Regions from separate parts of the Homo sapiens genome. Here region 2 is linked to region 1. A link is an interaction called in ENCODE POLR2A ChIA-PET data of the cell type or tissue named here. Cell type or tissue: Caco-2. All regions are shown on one strand. Links, peaks and the distances in the headings refer to the core of each region. The heading gives the core; the rest is flanking DNA. Region 1 overlaps LINC01900 (long intergenic non-protein coding RNA 1900). Region 2 has its middle 62 kb from the start of GATA6-AS1.

What was found. ChIA-PET counts read pairs that join two places held together with the same protein. Peaks named below come from ENCODE experiments on the same cell type or tissue, not always from the same donor. Only the 100,000 strongest peaks of a DNase experiment are listed, where the experiment ranks them.
Region 2: POLR2A ChIA-PET joins it to region 1 with 17 read pairs; 2 of 35 experiments call an interaction of 5 or more read pairs at or near these places.

What each region holds. Positions count from the first base shown.
Region 1 is chr18:21,989,841-21,992,757 of GRCh38, forward strand. The region is part of intron 1 of LINC01900 (long intergenic non-protein coding RNA 1900); the gene reads left to right. Among named protein-coding and RNA genes, the nearest start is that of LINC01900, 10 kb to the left of the region's middle. RefSeq lists an enhancer at 1,321-2,193. In Caco-2, for the core only: no CTCF peak of the experiment used is centred there; DNase peaks (open chromatin) are centred at 1,451 and 2,261.
Region 2 is chr18:22,105,404-22,108,320 of GRCh38, forward strand. No RefSeq gene overlaps it. Among named protein-coding and RNA genes, the nearest start is that of GATA6-AS1, 62 kb to the right of the region's middle. In Caco-2, for the core only: no CTCF peak of the experiment used is centred there; a DNase peak (open chromatin) is centred at 1,358.

The sequences.
Region 1 (2,917 bases), core at 152-2,651:
AATTCTCCTATCAGACCCTGGGCAGAAATGGGTCTGCAACATTTGATCCCAAGAATTCTTAACCAGAAGTCCCTGGATAAGTCTGGGCACTGGCTGAAATGGCATGCCATATTTTGGGACATTCTTCTGGAGAGGGAATCCACAGCTTTCAAGGATTCCCTTGAAAGGGTCTGTAACCCAGAAAATATAAGAATACCTGTTTTAATGGCTGAAGGCTCCAGAGACGTAGAAAGAACTAGAAATATGTGGGAAGAGCCTATCCATGGCCTGATGAGGGAGCTGGCTTTCATCTTCACCCTTCCTACCGGTTCAAGGGCTGACTCAAACACCTCTTCCCTGTGAAGCTTTCTCTGATCAGCTCACCTCCTCTCAGCCAGAAGCCGTCTCTTCTCTGAGCTTCCAGAGTCTTTGCTTGCTCTTCTTTTAAGACACTTACCCGTCAGATGTAGTGACTCATGCCTGTAATCCCAGCACTTTGGGAGGCCAAAGTGGGAGGATCACTTGAGGCCAGGAGTTCGAGACCAGCCTGGACAACATAGGGAGACCCTGTCTCTACAAAATAAATAAATACATAAATAAATAAGACGCCACTTTCTATCACATGTGAAACTAGATATTGCCTCTATTCGCTGCCCCTGTACCATTATGGATTTGTTCTAAGTGGATGATCTAGACATATTTGTTGGGCGAGTGATGGTCCTTACAAGTTTGGTGGCAGCCCTTCAGAATTGGCCTGGAGATAAGAATGGTTGGTTCTTTTGCTTTTCAACAAAAAATGTAAGGCATTGGGCATTGACTGGCATTTTACATGATGTGAAATGCCCAGTGGGGAAGGTAGTCAGTCCTTCTGCAGGGACTGAATGCCTGCTCAGTGAGAAACTGTAAGCAACCTTTGCATCTTCTTTTTTTTTTTTCTTTTTTTTTGAGATGGAGTCTCGCTCTGTTGCCCAGGCTGGAATGCAGTGGCCTGGTCTCAGCTCACTGCAAGCTCCGCCTCCTGGGTTCACATTATTCTCCTGCCTCAGCCTCCCGAGTAGCTGGAACTACAGGCACCCACCACCATGCCTTGCATCTTCTAAATCCAGCTCAGCTGTGGCATTGTAAATAGCACTCTGCCTTGTCCCAGCTGTCTTATTTGTGAAATACTTAGAAAAACTCCACCAATCTCCTGACTTCACCTTTCCTTTAGGGTAAATCTATTATTTTAAGGGAGGGTGGGAGTGGAGAGAGGGACTCAAGTATTCCTTGTTCCAGTGGAATTTGTCCCAACCTCCCACAGCATTGCCTCCAGCCCATCTTGCATTCTTGGCTTTTGAAGAGGAGGGGCAACCCCCTTCTTATCTGGGATTGCCTGCTTAAACAAACTCAGTGGTGTGGAGGTATTGTCCTTTGGAAACTTGGCCTGGGACACTTTACCAAGTGTCTGCAAACATTTAGACATGGAAAACTACCCACTGTTAACCCAGAGCTCATTGTCTCTGCTCAGGGCTGCTCTTCTCTGAAAGTGGCTTGTGGTTGGGGGTGGAGGTGGTGAGAGTCGGCCCAAGGGAATCCCTCAGTTGGGGCTCTGGGCTGGGGAATTGTGCTGCTGTTTGTTTAAACAACCTGAGTGTAATTGGATTGTTTGAGATGCCCAAGATGTTTGGGAAAGTGGGGGAAGGGAGGCAGCTTGCTGGGGGAGAGAGTCACCAGCAGGGACTTTGATGGGTGGCAGGCTGGGTGGTTGTCAGCCTCCAGATTGCAAAGCCAGTGGGAAGGATGGCCCTTCCGGCTTGTCCGTGGGCACATCAGGACCTGGGTCAATAGGTCGGACCATGTAGTCTATAAAATATTAAAGCTAGTACTTGAGGGGTGGATCAGGATATGAGGAATATTTAACTTAAAATCAATTATCCCTTTTTAACCATAACAATCTAAGGATAGCACAAATGCACGGTTACATGTTTGCTTGTTATTTAGATCTGATTTTTTAAAATCCCACAAAAATAGTTGTAATGACCAACTCAGGTTTCACTAGTAAGAATGCTGGGTAGGAATTCTTAAGGAGTTGCTACATCATTCCTTGGGACAGAACAGGGGCTATCGGGGAGTATTTGACAGGCCTATGGAAAAAATAAGTCTGTGCTTTATTGTAGGGATCATACCCTTCCATTTGACCTAGGGAAAAGGGCAAAGAGTGTTAAAAAAATGAGAAGAATCTGGGAATAATAGAAGGAATCTTTGCAATGCTGGGCCTGGCCAGCACCGCCCTGTGAGATCAGACCTCACGTGAACCATGTTCTCACGTCACCTGAGGCATGCAGGTAGACTCCACAAACCAGGTGTGAATACTTATTAGGGATGCTTACCATGTAAGAAATAATTAGAAAAGGTAAAGGGCTCCTATTACGTGGCGGGCTCCCAAATTTGTAATTTTACTTAATCACTGCTGGAACCTGTGACAGAAGTTAGAAAAACAGACTGTGGCTCAGAGGGGTGAAATGAACTTGCCCAGACCACAAAGAGGGAAATGGTTCAATCTGGATTTGCATTAAGATCCTTCTGTTTTCAAAACTCTCTTTCCAATACACTATACTCATACTTCTCCCTACCCTGCAAAAAAAGAATGAAAATGCAGAATTAATCACCATGCAGGTTCAAAAACAAATAACCCTCTTTTGATATGCCAGTAGCATATCACACATAGAGGCCTTCAGCTAAATAAACAATCAATTAGGGAAAGGATAGAAATGTTAATATTGGTAAAACCTACTGATCTTCTGATTGGGAATACATTTTAGATTATTTGAGGATGGAATGCTTGTCATCTTCATTTTAAGATGGCTATCAGTTTTTGAGGTTAGCCCTTAGTTAAAATAAAGTCGTAGTCAAGTATCTTGTAACATTTAGTGGAACAATACCTGACAGGGTACATTTA
Region 2 (2,917 bases), core at 252-2,751, 120 kb after region 1:
CAGTCTCCCGAAGTGTTGGGATTACAGGTGTGAGCCACTGTGCCCAGCCAATTGTATACAATTTTTTTAAAAAAGTTTTTGAGATAAGGTCTTCTACTGTCACCCAGGCTGGAGTGCAGTGGTGCAATAATAGCTCACTGCAGCCTCAAATTCCTAGGCTCAAGCAATCCTCCCACCTCCGCCTCCCAAACAGCTAGGAGTACAGGTGCGTGCCACCATGCCTGGCTAATTTTTAATTTTTTTGTAGAGATGGGGTCTTGTTATGTTGCCCAGGCAGGTCTTGAACTCCTGACCTCATGCAATCCTCCCACCTTGGCTTTCCAAAGCACGGAGATTATAGGCGTGAACCACTGCACCTGGTCCTGTATGCAATTTTCATTTGCCAATTACACTTCAATAAGACCAAAAAAAATAAAGGCACTATATAATATTATTATTATAGTTTCATTATCATCATTTAAAAAATAACAGTGGACAACAATCTTAGGACTAAAACTCAAAGTACTCTGTGATCTGGCCCTAGTCTGTCAGGCTTTTTTCCAGCCATGACTCCCTCCTTCCACTCTCCCCTTTCACATACACAAACACACACACACACTCACACATCTTTGAACCTTCTTCTCTGGATTTTTGTCTACATGATCCCTTCTATCTGGGGCACTCAATTCTCCCTACTTGGTCGCTCTGCTTCCATGTGGCCATTTCAGCTCCCTTGGGGATTAGGCTGGTGCAGTAAAGAGTGTTGGCGTCAAAACCAGAAAGGCCTTCATTCGAAGCCTAGTGTACTATCAGTGTGATTTAGCTAAGTTATCTCACCTCTCTGGGCCTTAGGGTGCTCATCTCTAAAGTAGGTTAACACTCTTTTTTTGAGATGGGGTCCTGCTATGTTGCCCAGGCTGGTCTTGAACTCCTTGGGCTTAAGCAATACTCCTGCCTCAGCCTTCCAAAGTGCTGGGTTACAGGTATCAGCCCCCATGCCCGGCCAACATTCTCTATCTCACCATATTATGAAGACCAAATGAGCTACCCCCGGCCCAGCATGGGTACAGAATAAACCTGCGTTCCTGCTTCCCATTCCCTCAAATAAAATTCATCTTGTGCTCTTTTGCACCATCAATGTATTTGCTTGTATCTCTACTATAACATCTGCCAAATTCCAGCTTGTCTTGTTGTCCCTTGTATATGTCTCTGCTGCCCGCATGAAGCTGTGAGCTGAGAGCCAGGAAAACACCTGATTTATGTTTGTATCCACCACTGTCATTGCCTCATAGTAAGCCTTCAGTGTTTTGATAGAACTCCAGGAATGTTATCAGCTGGCTCTCCTGGATCTGATTACCTTGTGGGCTGGGCTGGTGTTTAATACTCACTGGCTAATTTGTAGAGTCTTGGAAGCTGAGCCATAGACGGGCTAAGTGAGTCAGCAATGAGGTGCTGTCATTCCAGAAGTCACCCTGCAGCTCAGCCTCCAAACTGCCTTCTTTTACCTTGCCAGCTTTGCCCAAATCTAATGAAGTATACTTTTGCATAACCATGTGACTATAATTTTATAAAGCAAGATTTAAGCATTCACTTAACAAACATAATATGAATATTGTTGGTATTATGGATACTGATGCTAATGGATAGGTACTACATTCTAGGCAGTATGCTAGGCCCTTCTGCGTATAATATTAATCTCATGAAAATGCTGACGGGTAGTATTTTTTCCCATTTTACAGAAAAGTGGTGCTTAAACTGTCCTTTCAATATCCAATGCTAGATTCTAGAGGTATTAGCAAACACCAAGCTCTTGGTTGTTAAGATCACAACATATTGGCAGGGACAGATGGGCAAACAAATCATTAAATGCATCATGAGACACATATGCTGATTAAAAAGTGGAGTCAAAGAGGGGAGAATAGGCCAGGAGCAGTGGCTTACGCCTGTAATCCTGGCACTTTGGGAGGCCAGGGCAGACGGATCACCTGAGTTCAGGAGTTCGAGACCAGCCTGGCCAACATGGTGAAATCTCCATTAAAAATACAAAAATTAGCCGGGCATAGTGACACATGCCTGTAGTCCCAGCTACTTGGGAGGCTGAGGCACAAAAATCACTTGAATCTGGGAGGTGGAGGTTGCAGTGAGCTGAGATCACGCCACTGCACTCTAGCCTGGGCGACAGAGAGAGATCCTGTCTCAAAAAAAAAAAAAAAAAAAAAAGAGGAGAATAATGAACATGGTTAAGCATGATAAATTATTAATAGGAAAAGAGGTATTAATAATATTTGAACAGAATCCTAAGGGATAAGAGGTCAGAGGACAGATAAAGGAGAAGGCAATTCTAGGAATGAGATGATGGTTCTCAAGATTATGGAGGAAAGAACAGGGCCTGCTTCAGTTGTGGTAGAAAGAGGAGTCAAAACTTAGGCTGGGGCAGGACCATGTGCTATGCCAAAGAGCGTGGCCTTTTTCTGTGGGCAGTGGGGAGCCATTGAGAGTTCTACACAGGGAAATTACTCTGGACAATGAAGATGCCCTGAGCCTGTTAGTTATAAAGCTATTTCAACATTAAGAGTTACTCTAATAAAAATATGAATGGATTATCATCAACATCCCAGGACATTAACAAAATTAAGCTTCTTCTATTTCAATGCTTATTTTCTTCTTTGGATAAAGTTAGGAGGAAACATGCTGTGTATCCAAATACTTCCTTTCTGGGGCAAAGGATTTCAGAGAAAGTTCACTGTGTGGAATGTTTTGACCCATAGTATGGTAATAGTTAATCTTTTGAATGACTGTTTCTTTCTTTTTTAAAATTTTTAAACTCTTTAAAAATTTTTTTGGATTTTTTTTAGAGACAGGGCCTTGCTGTGTTGTCCAGGCTGGAGTACAGTGGCATGATCACAGCTCACTGCAGCCTCCATCTCCCAGGCTTAAA